2 separate regions of the Mus musculus genome follow, and region 1 is linked to region 2. The links are chromatin loops, found by intact Hi-C in ENCODE. Cell type or tissue: heart. All regions are shown on one strand.

The links. Hi-C counts contacts between places; a loop is a spot of excess contacts. Peaks named below come from ENCODE experiments on the same cell type or tissue, not always from the same donor. Only the 100,000 strongest peaks of a DNase experiment are listed, where the experiment ranks them.
Region 1: a loop joins it to region 2, with 5 times the contacts of the local background. A loop is called at or near these places in 5 of 42 quality-filtered maps.

What each region holds. Positions count from the first base shown.
Region 1 is chr5:148,234,755-148,242,754 of GRCm38, reverse strand. Mtus2 (microtubule associated tumor suppressor candidate 2) reads right to left here. Exons shown (of 15, transcript NM_001359503.1): 7 at 6,278-6,489. Among named protein-coding and RNA genes, the nearest start is that of Gm46928, 89 kb to the right of the region's middle. In heart, CTCF peaks have their summits at 3,443 (motif pointing right) and 5,946 (motif pointing left); no DNase peak of the experiment used is centred here; H3K27me3 peaks cover 522 bases.
Region 2 is chr5:147,414,555-147,422,554 of GRCm38, reverse strand. D5Ertd605e (DNA segment, Chr 5, ERATO Doi 605, expressed) reads right to left here and starts at 3,935. Exons shown (of 3, transcript NR_033625.2): 1 at 3,854-3,935; 2 at 1,759-1,925; 3 at 1-323. In heart, CTCF peaks have their summits at 4,032 (motif pointing left) and 6,935 (motif pointing left); a DNase peak (open chromatin) is centred at 3,974; H3K4me3 peaks cover 182 bases.

The sequences.
Region 1 (8,000 bases), 820 kb before region 2:
ATTAAATTATATATTTATTCTGCCTCTTCTTTAATAGTGCTAGCATAGTATATCTTTCTCACCCATTTACTGATTTTTATGTTTAAATTGAGGTTCTTGCAGTTACCATATAGTTGGATTCATTAAATAACTTCTGACTACCCGTGTCTTTTGGGGTTCAAGCTATTCTCATTTAAAGTGGTTATTGATATAGCTGAATTAACCTCTTTGGCCTGTCTTCCATCTCTTGCCTTTTTTCTCTCCGGATACTGGATTTACAGGTGTGGGTCATCTGATTGCAGGTTTGTGCAATATATAACTGCTTTCACAAAGTGACCCCTAGGTGAACGGCATGTGATGCCCATATATCTTGCTGTCTTAGTGATTTGATTATCAGGATCAAGAAGAAAGAAGAAAAGATCTGTGTGTTTCCTATTTGAAACTTAGTTACAATTAAGTTTGTGGAATAAGCAGGTCTGTGTCCCACGGTCAGTGACTATAGAGAAAACACTCTCTTGCTCTCTATAATTCCTCTGACGAAAAGGTAACACTGATGAGACTTTTCAGAGCACAGACGTTCAGTTGCAGACAGTGCCCACTAGGTGGTGCCGTTGCTGCGTCTCTCAGGCTTAGTTCTGAATGGACAGCTTAGTTCTGCTGCCAGCTTTTAAGGAGCCAGGGAAACTTAGTAACTCTTTCCACTTCTATGACACAGGTAGGACACAGGCCTCCTGTATTGCTGCACCAGGCAGTCATCAGTTTGCCCGCGTGGACCACTTCACTAAAAGCTCCCACAATGCTCTCTGCCATTGTCAGCATGGATGTCAGACAGGCCAACCAAACTAGAAGTACTCACATTCCGAATCTTTCAGGGTTTGGCTACTTGGGGCAAATTAAAGAATGAGAAGATAATGGCTGTTAACAAGGTGGAAGGTGCAAAGCATTGTGGTGCCAGATCCAGGGACCCACAAGCATCTGGCTGCTTCTGCTTCCATGGGGAACACACATGGGGTTGTGGCGGGGGAGAGGGAGGGAGGAGCCCCTGGAACGGGATGTCCTTCCGCTGGTGGAATACACCTTCTCTCTTGCCTTCAGAGTGGGCTCATCTGATGAAGCCCTAATTTAAAATCCCACTGCCCGGAACAGCGAGAGCTAGCAAACACTTGCTTGGGGAAAGATTCCTCCATCTTCTCCCCTTTGCTCGACTGAAGACTGGAGAGAGGAGCAGGTGCTGTGAGGCCTTAATGAAGACACAAGGGAGGTTCCTCCAAGAGGAGCCAGCCGTCCTCACCGAGGGGTGTTGTGCTTTCAAACAGCGCCCAAGGTGAGAACTGTATTCTGAAGTTAGCAATGATTCACCAAGAGCTTGGAAAAAGGGAGAGGATCCCTCTACCTGGGAGGCAGACAAGTCTGCTCGGCTTCCCTCTACACTCATCCCAGATCTTGTGGCTCTCCGACCCCTGCACACCCCCGCCCCATTCCCAACGACTCCTCAGAACACTGTATCTCACTTGGTCTGTTTTAAGGGCAACGGGACAAAATGGCCTTAGGGCATTTCCGGCGAGCATCAGGTGTAACTATCCAGCTTTTAATTACTACCTCACTGTTTGTGATTATGTTTTCTCTGCCCCCTGTCTCACGTACAGGGAAGCACGGGGAGGGCTGGTAGGGGAAGGGACATTAATATACGGTGCAAAGACTGTTGGCTCCACTTTGTTCTCATTATGTTGTCCTTAGAGACCTGCATTTCCCTCAGTTTCCCCAAATGTCACACAAGGATGATAGCTATAACAGCTGGAAGAATTCGGTGAGGGTTGGAACAATATCTCCAGACTCTCAGGCATTGACCGTCAGTCAGTCAACAGGGGCTCAGCTGTTATCTGTGAGCCCTGCCTACTTTCAAAATTTCCAAGTCGCCCATGGACCCTTTCACATGGCAGAGGCAGTAGCCCAAGAGCCTCCGCTGTTTCAGGTGAAATATATTAAAAACAACATACAAATCTGGGCTGGAGAGATAGCTCAGTGGTTAAGAGCACTAACTGCTCTTCTAGAGGTCCTGAGTTCAGTTCCCTGCACCCACATGGTGGCTCACAACCATCTGTAATGGGATCTGATGCCCTCTTCTGGCAGTGGAGCGTACATGCAGATAGAGCACTCATACACAAATAAATAAATCTTTAAAAAATACACAAAACTAGTAGAGTAGAATACTAATAAATTTTAAATATAACTATGGGGATTTAAGTTTTTGTTTCTTCCTCTCTTTTGTATTTAGAGTTCGTTTTCACTGCAGTTGATACAGAATGCACGAGAGAAAAAATCTTAAAGAGAGAAAAACAAGAGTCTGTTTCCATAATAAAAGACAGTAAATGCAATGACATTATTATATTCTTTGGAACTAGCTTAGAGGAAAATGAGTTATGGTTGGTGATGTGTATATAGAAAGATAAAGAGGTAGGGGATATGTTCTATGGGACTGTGGTGAGGTGTGGGGGAAGGAGGTGTCCCATGCTGAGGCATCCCTTCCCCCTGAGGAACCAGCCACATGGCGGTATAGTATAGAATAGAGTTTATTCAGGTCATAGGGAGGGGAGCTAAGAGGGAAGTAGAGGTAGAGAAAGGCAGAGAGAGGGAGAGAGAGTAGGGAAGTAGAGGCAGGCCATAGCCATGAGCACATGGAGAGAGAGGGAAAGGAATGGGAAGAGAGGGGGAGCAAGAGAGGGAGGAGGGGGCAAGCAGCCCCTTTTATAGTGAGTCAGGCCTGCCTGGCTGTTGCCAGGTAACAGTGGGGTGGAGCTAACAGTTGAGCTTTGCTGCAGACTGGGGAACTATGGGGCACTGTGGGGAGGTGGAGGATCCTTTGTGATGGCAAAGGCCTAGAGGTATTGTGGTTCCCCTGAGGCAGACCGTGGGGCCTCAAAAACCCTTTTCTTTCTCCTTTTGCTCCCTGGCTTGTGACATGAACGTTTTCTTCTCTGGTATACATCTCAGAATTGCCTCAGGTATTCAGTAATAACAAACATGGAAGACCCACAGAGACACTTCACTGGCATCAAGTCCCACGCCTTTTCTGCCTAATCTATAAGAACTAACAAGCAAAACTCACAGTCTACCACCACATTTGGAGCTAACTATAAAAGAAAAACAAATACTAAGATATTGAGTCAATATAATGCATTGTATTAAAAATAAAATGGAAGCCAGGTGTGGTGGCGCACGCCTTTAATCCCAGCACTTGGGAAGAAGAGGCAGGCGGATTTCTGAGTTCGAGGCCAGCCTGGTCTACAGAGTGAGTTCCAGGACATACAGGGCTATACAGAAAAACCAAACCAACCAACCAACCAAACAAACAAATAAAATGGAAATAAACAAGGCCACATGTTTAAGAATGTGAAGCATTCTGTGTTGTCAAGGACCACTGTCTATGCTATTTCATGAACTTACCACCAGAGGGTGATACAGGGTAGCATTTGGATGAACAACAAGCAAAGGATTCCAGCTTGTCAGTGAGACCCTGGGAAGTGAGCCCAGGAGGGTCACACTCATCACCACATCCCTGGAGGTTTGCAACCATGGCCTTTTGGGTTTTTTTTTTTTTTTTTTGCTTTTTTTCTCCCCTTTGTTGGAAGGCCTGCTTTGCCTGTTGAGGAACATGACTGGCTGCAAGGACAGAGCTGTTAGGTCAGGCAGGTGTGAGGCTATGTTGGCACCTAAGCGTGGCGTTTCAGAATCCCTGGGCTCTGGGCTGAGGCTGTCAGAGCTGACAATTTTCACCATTATTCTACCAGGACAGGGAGTCTATCTGAGCTCCGATGTTCCCAGTGATGAGCTGAATTTCCAGTATGCCCTTCAAGATACATTCAACACTCAGGAAAAATTGACTACAGCAACTGAACTCACTAGACCAGCCAAACCACCGTTGTATATAAAGAGACAGTATCCCTTTTTCATAACGATAGGGGATGGAAATATTTCCTTTTTTGCTTTAGAACTGGGAATGTTTTTATAGTGTACATGAGTTTTCTTCGGGATGGGATCCAAGTCTGAACATGAGATGCATTTGAGATTCTTCACTCTCTAAGCATAAGATAGAGGTAAGTTTATACAATGTTTTAAAGGTGCAGCCAGTCTTAGAAGCTCCAGTGTGGGATTTCACACTTGTGCCCTGTCAGTCCTCAAAAGGTTTCAGGTGTTGGAACATTTCATATTTCAAACATCAAACCAGGGACATATGACCTGTGTAATGAGAGCTAAGTGGCCAGGATTAGTGTCCACTGCCCGCACGTCATACATGTCTAATCCCTACTGAGAGCAGGACCCATAAAGTGGTTTTCCTTGCTCTCACAGAAGACCATTCCTAAGTATTCCCGTGACGTGCCTTTACCCATCAATTCACTACATCCGCACGATGACCTTACAAAGAAGCAGCATCTGTCCTATCAGAAGTGGAGAGGTGCCCAGAGGCATGCAGCAGGAAGGCCACACACATCAGGGATAACGGCACACACACACACACACACACACACACCTTTGCTGCTCAGCAGGCTATGGGCTATATGGGGATAGCCCTACTGGGCTTCTAACTGAACAGCCTTGTGCGTGCCATGGAAGAAAGCAACTTGTGGTCAGCAAAGAGTTTTTCTGAGGCAGAGAACTGCAAAACTATGCGGGTGGAGCCTTAATTCTGGCACATCGGCTTCTTACCTGCTATGGTATCATAAGGTTTAACTTTTCAAAGAATCCACCAGTGCCCTGGGATGTGATCCTAGGAAACAATCATCAAGGCTTTGGTGCCACACTGAGGAGGCCACGTGGGCCATAGGCAGGTAGTGTCACAGTGTAACTATAACTACCCAGCTCAGCAAAGAGGAGCCTAGGCAGGTAGTGTCACAGTGTAACTGTAGCTCAAGGTTCAGCACACACCTTATTTCCTTTTCTATTGAAGATTTGACAGTCCATGAAAAGTCTGTATACAACCAAAGGGAAACTATCCACTCCTTCTGTAGGACAAGCATCCTAGAAGTGTCATGGTTTTGAGACACGAAATCTCAAAGATGCATTTGTAACTTTTATCTTTCGTATAGGAATAGACTGTAGATACTTGTTAACTCTTTGTTGACACCAATACCACCAGTCCAAAACATGGGGAATCTAAATTGATCATTCGTTGCTGGTGTGACAGTTCTTAGTTTCGGAAGAGGCTGGAATCTTGGTACAAATGAATTTGAGCAGCTATCCATGTAGCTGGCCACCCCCCCAAAACAACAGATCGGCAGGTGACTGTGCTAACAGCTTTCAGCAAACAAACAAACAAAAAGACTGAGAGAACAACGAGCAGGTTGGGTTTCTGCACACGAGGGCAGGGAGAGGACAGAAGGGCACAGAACCCCCGTACAGTGCAGCTCAGGTGACCAAGGAAGAAATGCTGTACACCGTGGAACTTAATGTCCTGTTTTACTGACCTGAAATTAGCTAGAGAGGTAGGCACTTCCCCTTCTTCCTGGGGAGGCACTGATACGGTACTTTTACATCTTCCTGTTTCTAGGCACCACGAGGCCAACAAACAACAAACGGGAGCTCAGAGCGCTCACCGGTTGGGTTGCTAGGGTTTGAGTGTGGCTGATCCTCCAAAACCTCCCACTGAAATGTGATAGCCCAGGTACTGCGGAAGGGGGGCCTCGGAAAAAGAATTCATGTCTGCCTCCATTCCCATAGAGTAGTTCCTGAGAGAGCCAGTCAGCATAAGACATTTCACTCGCCTGCCTGCCCAATCACCCACCCCGTTCCCTGTCTTCCACACCCCCCACCCCCAAGGATGGCATCATTTTCAAATCTCCAAAGTAAACCCTCCCTCTCACCCTCGGACACAACCTTCGCATCCAGCAGACGCCAGCCCTCCAGTGACAAGGAACCAGCATTCTGCATTTCTAGAGAAGCAGTGATCCGGAGAGCGCCCTCTAGAGCCCATGCTGAAGGGCTCAGAGGAGGATGCCCCTCAGGCCTGCCTGGGTAAATTTCCCCTCAGCAGCAATGTCTGCTCTTCAAGTCCTCTGTATTTCTTCTTCCTTTTGCGGCCCACCTTTCTCTTTGGTAATCAAGGTGACTTATTCTTCTTTTTAGACTAGTTTTTTTTTTTTTTCCCGGCGAGGTCTGGGCTCCTGGAATATTCTAGAATGCTGCAGGAGATTCCACAGGACCAACACGCCTCCACTCTAGCCCCAAACCCTAATACCACACACACTTCCCAACGCCCATCGTTAGTTCAAGCACCCGTAAACATTCACAGACACAGCCTCACCTTTCCAAAGAAATGCTTAGTAGAGACAGCCAGGGCGTCGAAGCCTTGGATGGCTTTCTTCAGCTCCCTTCGAGCCAGACCCAGCTGCCTGGCCTGCCACTCACACCTGTCCCGCAGTCGCTGGGCCAGCTGCCGCTCCGCCTCCCGGGCCTGCAGGTCAGGCTTGGGTGGGAACTCATTTCGAGGAGCTGAGGTCCTCTGCTTTGGGTACCCTGTGAAGAAAGGAAGGGAGTCACTGGGGGTATTCCGTTCAACTGCATTCTGTCACGGAAGCTCCCCACGCCCATGGGACAGGGAAGGGACTGCCCCTGGTTAGTCATTTTAAGTATTAAACAGACAAAATAGGCAGGGACTTAAATTATTTATTTTGTTTACACAGTTTCAAGTGCCAAGTTTATGCTTAGAAAACAGTAACAAACACACCACCAAATTTCTTTCAGCTTCCATTTCTTTAAGGCCTGCTTGGAAAGTTTTTCTTTCTTTCTTGTTCCTTAGAGGGATTTAAACAATTTATAAACATTATTATGAAAACCTTGTAAATAAAAGCATCGGACAGCAAAAGCAGCCAGACCCACAGCCTGCTTCCTCATAATGAACTTACAGTTAGAGTCGGCATTGGAGGAGGACGCTGTCGGGTTTCACATTACATTTTATACTTTCTTTATTGAATCTATTTTATGTCCTTACCACCCTGAAATGTCTACTGGGAAATCAATCGAGAATCAGCTCTTGTAGAAGTCGGGCTTCAGCGAGCATGGCGGCTCCTCCCTTAGTATCAGAGAATCATGCTGCAAGTCCCTCCCTGCCCTTTCCTGCTCCTCTCATGACCTTGTTCTTCACCGTCAAGGTCAAGTGATAACATCTATTTCTGGGGCTTAGTTCCCATTGCACCAATGTCTTGGGGCCCCCAATGTGACTTCATATCATGCCCACAGCCACCAATCTGGTCTGAGGCTCCCACCGGCATCCAGCTTCTAATCTTCATTACATAGCGAGTAGAGTGATCTTTCCAGAGTTGTGAGGTGGTTCACCACCTGTGGGAAGTCACCCTCTGTTCCCATTGCTGTGTAAAAGAAACTGTCCTTCCCCACACTACTCACAAGGCTCCAGTGAGGCACATGGGAGGCGACATAGCTCACTTGATGAACCGGAAGGTAGCTTACAGAATGAACCCGGAAGTTTGCCTGGGGCCGGGGGGCGGAGTTAGGGAGGTTCAGAAGAGGGGCCTTTGGGGCTGAAGTTTGAGGAAGGAACGGCCCCAGGCAAGAGTTTATGCTAGACAAGGTCATCATGGCTAAGTACCTATGGACCACCATGTGGGAAGCCACATGTGCCGTTGCAGGGTGGCGCTGGCTACCGTTGGCCACCACGCATACATAGGCAGTAAAGTTTTTTGCCAAGATGAGATTTTGAGAATTAACCAATCAGATGAGAGACAAGTTAACCAATCAGATGAGAGAGAAGTTAACCAATCAGATGTAGGCATGCAAATGAGGTGGTAAGCATAACCCATGCATAACCAATCTGGGTGTGAGACACGCCTCTCCTAGGCCTATATAAGCAGCATCAGTTCTGGGCTTGGGGTCTCTTCGCCTCTGCAATCAAGCTCTCCCAATAAACGTGTGCAGATGGGTCCTGTTGCAGTGTCGTTCTTGCTGGCGAGTCAGGGCGCGCGCAAGACCACCATCCCTCCACTGAGGCACAGAGACATGCTGTCCCCACA
Region 2 (8,000 bases):
TCAGAAAACAGTGGGTTGTCCCCCATAATAGACTTGCCCCTGCTGTACAAGTAGGCACATCTCTGGCTGGTCTGTAGTGTTTGCACCCAGAATTCACTGCTGAGTGAGACTGTGGCTGACAGTTCTCCCGCTGCAGCCTGCATAGCTCCCACTGGAAACGTGAGCCAGCAGAGATGAAGCCTCCAGCTCAGTTCCACTTGAGTTTCTGTATGTCTGGCGAACAAGGCGTATGAAATCATCAGCCACCTTCCAGCTCCGGTGGGCAACCAACATCAGTGGCAGTTGCCTGTATTCTTGTGACCAACAGCTCAAGGAAGTCCACCCTTTAAAGACAGGTATAGATTTTTAAAACATATTTCTAACTGTATGTTTGTCTGTTTGTACAGGTATCTACCAAGGCCCATAGATGTCAGAACCCCAAGAACTGGAGTAATAGTGGGTTCTGAGCTACCAGATGTGGGTGCTGGGGCCTGGATCCAGGTCCTCTGCAAGAACAACTGTGCTCTTTACCTCTGAGCATCTCCTGAACCCCACACACATTATTTCTAATTACAGTGGGCCTGGAATAGAAAATAATGTCAACAATCAAACTTTAAAAGAAAATAGGGAGTCTGGAGAGAGGACACGGCAGTTCAAAGCACTGGAGAGAGGGCACCGCAGTTCAAAGCACTGGAGAGAGGGCACAGCAGTTCAAAGCACTAGAGAGAGGACACAGCAGTTCAAAGCACTGGAGAGAGGACGCCGCAGTTTAAAGCACTGGAGAGAGGGCACCACAGTTCAAAGCACTGGAGAGAGGACACGGCAGTTCAAAGCACTCGAGAGAGGGCACCACAGTTCAAAGCACTGGAGAGAGGGCACCGCAGTTCAAAGCACTAGAGAGAGGACACAGCAGTTCAAAGCACTGGAGAGAGGACACAGCAGTTCAAAGCACTGGAGAGAGGACACAGCAGTTCAAAGCACTGGAGAGAGGACACCGCAGTTCAAAGCACTCAAGAGAGGGCACCACAGTTCAAAGCACTGGAGAGAGGGCACCGCAGTTCAAAGCACTGGAGAGAGGGCACCGAAGTTCAAAGCACTGGAGAGAGGACACGGCAGTTCAAAGCACTGGAGAGAGGACGCCGCAGTTCAAAGCACTGGAGAGAGGGCACAGCAGTTCAAAGCACTAGAGAGAGGACACAGCAGTTCAAAGCACTGGAGAGAGGACGCCGCAGTTCAAAGCACTGGAGAGAGGACACGGCAGTTCAAAGCACTGGAGAGAGGACGCCGCAGTTCAAAGCACTGGAGAGAGGACACAGCAGTTCAAAGCACTAGAGAGAGGGCACCGCAGTTCAAAGCACTGGAGAGAGGGCACCACAGTTCAAAGCACTGGAGAGAGGGCACCGCAGTTCAAAGCACTGGAGAGAGGGCACCGCAGTTCAAAGCACTGGAGAGAGGACACGGCAGTTCAAAGCACTGGAGAGAGGGCACCGCAGTTCAAAGCACTAGAGAGAGGGCACCACAGTTCAAAGCACTGGAGAGAGGACACCGCAGTTCAAAGCACTGGCTGCCGTTCCAAGAAGCAGGTTCAATTCTCAGCATCTGCATGACAGCTCACAACTGTCTGTAATAGGATCCCACACCTCCTCCTGGCCTCAGAGGGCACTGCATACAAATGATACACAAACATATGCAGGCAAAACATTCATACACAGAAAAGAATGTTTTATAAATAAGTGAATAGTAGTAGAGCTGGTAATTAGATGGCGGTAGGAAGCTTACCTAGCATGCTCAAGGTGGTGTGTTGGATTCCAGCAGCAAAAACTATGAAAAAATAATCGTTGTGAAAGAGACCAGCATTGAGGAGGCAAAGGCAGGTGTGTGGCTGTGAATTTGAGACCCGTCTGGTCTACAGACAGAGTTCCAGGCCAGTCAGAGCTGCATGATGTCTGAAAAACAAAACAAAATAAACACACCTTTAAATAACCCAAGAGGCTAAGAAAAAAATAATAGAACTAGAAAATATTTTTAAAAGATAATTTAACGTACATGTCCATTCTTATGAAATACTGTTAAAGACTATAAGAAAAGTAACTTTAGCCGGACAGTGGTGGCGCACGCCTTTAATCCCAGCACTTGGAAGGCAGAGGCAGGTAGATATCTGAGTTCAAGGCCAGCCTGGTCTTCAGAGTGAGTTCCAGGACATCCAGGACTATAAAGAGAAACCCTGTCTCAGAAAAAAAAAAGAAAGAAAGAAAAGGAAGAAAAACAACTTTAAATGAATGGATTAGGAATGAGACTAAAAATAAGTAATGACATCAGGGGGAAAAATATATGTAACCCAGATATTACTAATACACAGAACCAATAGTCAATAAACACCAAGTTAATAGAACTTATTCATTGAAAAAAATCTAACAGAATGAATGAATTTTGACCAAGGAATAGGAGCTCCTGTCTGAAATCCAGCACCTAGGAGTTCAATAAGAAGGAGCTCTGACTTGAGGTCAGCCTAGACTGACCAGTGAGTTTCTAGCCTAGCCCTGGCTATACCACCAAAGTCTGTTTTACTATATTGTTTAGATATAAATGGAAAAGTAAATGACTATAAAATTGAATAAAACACAATGAAAGATGAGTGTACCCCAGGAATGTAAGCATGACTTGACAGTTGAAAATCAGTACCAACCATCACATTAACAGCATAAGAGAAGGCTCCAATGGTTTCAGAAAAAAGCAATCCATGACGTTTAATGCCCGTGTTTATTTGTTGTTTGTTTGTTTGTTCTAAGTAATAAGCTAGAGGCTAGAGATATGGCTCAGCAGTTTCAACTGTGGCTGCTCTCGCCGGGAACCTGCATTAAAGTTCTCTGCACCCATGTCAGGCAGCTCACAACTGCCTAAAACCAGCTCCAGGGGATCTGACAGGCTCTTCCAGCTTCCAGGGACACCTACACACACGTGGTATATTCAAAAATCAGTAAACTATAAGTTGAATCCTATTTAGCACAAGTTGTATCAGTCATTTCCAAGACACGGTGTATGTGTTGCTGAAATGTTGAAAACCTTTCATCTGAGCCAGGCGTGGAGGCGCACGCCTTTAATCCCAGCACTTGGGAGGCAGAGGCAGGCGGATTTCTGAGTTTGAGGCCAGCCTGGTCTACAGAATGAGTTCCAGGACAGCCAGGGCTACACAAACCCTGTCTCGAAAAACAAAAAACAAAAAACAAAACAAAAAAAATTGATAAAAAGATTCATTTATTCACTTATTCCTGTATGTATATAGGAGGAACTTTTTTATTTTGTTCCATTTATAAATTCTTCCTTTTATTTCCTGAGCTATTGGAGTTCTGTTTATGAAATTGCTGCTTGGACCTACAGCTTAGTGAGTTTCCCATTTTGTTCTAATACTTTCAAAATTTAAGATTTTTTTTAAATGCCACTGTTATGCGATTTAATAGAATTATGGAATTGTAATAAGCACAGCTGACACTAAGAGTTTAAGACAAATAAAACCATGAACTGTATGCCCTGGGCATCTGCTGTCCCTGTGTTTAACAGCAGTCGGTGTGATGAGTCGGTTAGAACTTCTAATGCAGTAATCTAGCATGTCAATCCTGACGAAATGGGAAATGAGCAAGCTGCCTAGTGAGACAAGACGTATCACAGAGCTCTAGGGTTGACTGAGCAGTCCTGCCTCAGCGAATAGGGTAAGGAGAAACAGCAAAATTCTCAACATCAACCTCAGGTCTTCACATGCACATGCATGCATGCATGCAACACTGTTTTAAAGGGTATTTAATTTGCTATTTTCTCATTGCTGTGCCTAAATACCTGACCAGAAGTGATTTACAGTAGCAAGGGTTCTATGACTTACAGTTTAAGAGGGGCCATGCCATGGCAGGGAAAGGAGCCCGCAGGAAGGATCGTGAGGGATCGTGAGGCAGCTAGTTACATTCATCAGCAGTCAGGAAGCCGAGAACAGGAAATGGGGCTGGGCTATAAGACCTCAAAGTTGGCTCCTTGGGAGCCACTTTGTCCAGCAAGGCTGCACCTCCTCCAAGAGTCATAACAGCGCCACCAGCTGGAGGCAGAGTGGAAACACATGAGCCTAACTCATTTTGTGTGTGTGTGTGTGTGTGTGTGTGTGTGTGTGTGTGTGTGTGTGTGTGTAGGGAGTTGCTGAGGTGGGAGCATTTGATATACAAACCACAGGAACTCATTGTGTGTGTGTGTGTGTGTGTGTGTGTGTGTGTGTGTGTGTGTGTGTGTGTAGGGAGTTGCTGAGGTGGGAGCATTTGATATACAAACCACAGGAAGCATTTCATCCATTTTGAGTTGACTTAGGAGAGAGACAGACAGATTATCTAGATCCCTTGTCCAAGTGAACACCCTATTTCCCCAACCCCATTTGTTGAAGTTTTATACAACATCTGTTTTGGGCATGGACACTTTTAACAAGAATCAGAGAGCTGGGCCTGTTGGTATATGTCTTCTCTTAGGGATGTTCTGTTCCATTCATACATATGTTTGCTTTCTGCATAAACCAGGCGAGTTTTGTTAGTGTGGTTCTGTAGTGTGTATGAAGTCAGGTATTTCTTCTTTCTGTTATTTTGACAATTTGGAGTCCATAAAAATTTTAGGATTTTTTTCCCTATAAGTATAGCCATTCCATCTGATCCATGAACAAAGTAGGTGTTTCCATCTTCTAATGTCATCTTTAATTTTGCTCTTTAATTCTTCAATGCTAAGTTTCACCTCTTTGGTTAAGTTGCTGTTGTTATTCTTGTTGTTATCTGAGACAGGTTTCCCCTCTGTTGCCCTGGCTGGCCAGGAACTCTGTTTGTAGATCAGGCTGGCCTCAAACTCACAGAGATCCACCTGCCTCTGCATCCCCAGTGCTGGGATTGAAGGTGTGAGGGAGGTACTACCAAAGGCTTTTTGTTGAGTTGACTCCTAAGTGTTTTCTTTTGGTTTCATTAGGGATGGAACCCAGGGCTTTGTACACAGTGGACAACTGCTTTACCACTGAGCTACCCCTGCATGTCTGGCTTTTTCCTGGTATTGTGAATGGGGTTGTTTTCTTGATCTAGTTCTCCATAAACTCATTACTGGTGTGTGAAAGATGTTGATTTCTGAATACTGCTGCTTCACCAGAGTTATCAACTCTACAGTCCTCTGGTGGAGTCCTTAGGGTCTGCTAAGTATAGAGTCATGCCTTCTGCAACAGGGGTGACTTGTCCTCCCTTTCCTGTCCGTATCCTTATTGTGTTCTCATGCCGAATTTGCTTTGCCTAAAATTTGAAATACCTGACCAAGCCAGCCCAGTCAGTCAACAGGGTCTTGAGGGAGGGAGTAAGGATTAAAAAAAAAAAAGACTATTAGACAACATTATAACATGACCCCAGCCAGGGCCTAACCAGGGCTTCCCCGCCCCCCAGTCTGATTATACCACTCTAGGTATATGCAAAGAGTAGGGTTAGTTCTAGATCAAAGGCAAAGTAGTCTAGTCAAGGAATAAACAAGGCAATAAACAGAGCCACGTGGTCACTGTGTCTAGGGGTTTATGAGGCTGAGGCATTACGAGGAATACTGTACATTCCCCAGCTGTATTCATCTTGAGCCTTGTCCTAGCCCAAGGCCAAATTCTTGTCTGAGCCTACTCCCTTGTCTTGTGACCAGGGTCTTGCTTTGAGTTTCTGTCCTGACTTCTCTGGATAATAACACCCTGTAAGACGAAATAAACCCTTTCCTTCTCAAGTTGTTTTTGGTTACCGTATTTATCACAGCAATAGAAACCTAAGTAAGACAAGAGACAAGAGCCTCCTTACTGAGGTTTTCAGGGCTTTTATAATGAAGGAATGTTAAGCAATAAATATCAAGGTTTTTTGAACATCCACTGAGATAATATGATTTCAAGTAACTTTTATCCCTGATTTTTAATGTGTTTTATATTATGCTTATTGTCATGATGAACCATCCATGGGCTAAAACCAACTTGATTATCATGTCTGAGTTATTAATATGTTTCCAAGCATCTTTTTTTTCCTCTATCTCTCTTCAAACAGGGTTTCTCTGTGTAGCCCTGGCTTTCCTGGAACTCTGTAGAGCAGAGCTCTACCTGTCTCTGCCCCTGGAGGGCTGAGATTAAGAGAATGATAGATATCCAACACCACTGCCTAGCATAGTCCCAAACATCTCTTTTTGTTTGTTTCTTTGTTTCCAAGTATCTTTTTTTTCTTTTTTTCTTTTTCTTTCTTTTTTTTTTTTTTTTTCCGAGACAGGATTTCTCTTTATAGCTCTGGCTGTCCTGGAGCTCACTTTGTAGACCAGGCTGGCCTAGAACTCAGAAATCCGCCTGCCTCTGCCTCCCGAGCGCTGGGATTAAAGGCGTGCACCACCATGCCAGGCTGTTTTCAAGTCCGGCTGTTTCCAAGTATCTTAATTGATGAATTTTGCCACTGTATTTATGAAGGGTATTGTTACATAGTTTTGTTGAGGATGTTATTATATCAGGTTTTTAACAGTGTAATAGCAGCTTTGTAGATTGGAGTTTGGAAACATTCTTTCAGTGTCTGTTTTGCAGGATAGTTTGAGGAGCACTGATACTAGCTTTTCTTTAAAGGTCTGACAAGATTTGGGCGTGGATCTTTCCTGTCGGGGCTTCTGTTGGAGACTTTTCCATAATGCTGTGCTCTCTTTGATTATTGTCACCTTGTTTAAGTTTCTTTACATCATCATGTTTCCATTCCATGGGTAATAGGTATGTATGTGTGGGGCGGGGGGTGGGGGGGAGACAGAGAGACAGAGTCACAGAGAAAGACACAGAGAGAGAGAGAGACAGGGAGAGAGAGAGAGAGAGAGAGCTGTCGTTTTCTAAGGCACTGGCATTTGCTTTTCAACCTCTTCCCCAATGATCCTGTGGGGTTTACTGCCATCTGCTGTACCATTACCTTCACCTCTCTAGCGTACTCACTTGAGCAGGCACAGCTATTAATTAATTATAGTATGTCTACGGGTTCTTTTCTAGTTGTGTCCACTGGGATAATAAACGCTTCCTCTACCTGGCTTTATGTCTCCTGGTTTGGACATAAAGCCAGACGATTTGGAGAATTTGCTGATTACGTTTCCTATGGCTTTAGTCAGTAGTTCTTCTGACTGTGATGGTAAGTTCAGTCTTTAGTGGCGTCCCATAGGTCCTTGTATGTTCTTTTCACTCTTTCCCTATCCTTCATTTGTGTGTGTGAAGGTGTGAATCCTTCAACTTAGTCTGTGGTCCCTGAGGTTCTCTCTCATACTCTGTCCTTCGTCTCTTGGTGAGGCCTCCAGCTTTTATTTGATTCATTGAGATTTGAAGTTCCAAGATTTCTTCATTAGTCGAGGCAGTGTTTCCTGTAGCCCAGGTCAGCCAGAAACTTGCTTCAAAGTGAACGCTGGCCCTTAACTTCTGATCCCCCTGCCTCCACCTCCCAAATGCTGGGATGGCAGCTGAGGGTGGTGACACATGTCTTTAATCCCAGCACTCAGGAGGGAGGCAGAGACTGGGGGATCTCTGTGAGTACATAGTGAGACCCTGATTAAAACAAACAAACAAAAACACAGAACTATATATTTTCTTGCTTATTTTCTTCAGAGTCTTTGTCTCTTCCGGAATGTCTCCTGTATGCCTTGCACTGTCTTCCTTAATCCAGTCAGCCATTCATTTGCTTGAACACACTGACAGCTGTTAGCATGACGCTTTTCTAGCCTTTCTGCAGGATTCTGTTCACTTCAGTATCCTTGGGATCCATTTGTAGAAAGCTGTGGGCCTTTAGAGAGACCCTGTTACCTTCTTTTTCATATTTCTATGTTAAGATAGATCTCTTATTTGGGGTGATACCTCTTTTGGTATTAAATAAGGCCCTTGTCTTCATGATACACTTTGACTATCAGCTTGTGTACTGTAGACTCCAATTCCAAGCAGACTTCACAGTAGTTTCTATGTTGCTTCTTGGCTGTAATCGGTGCACTATGATACCATGTCT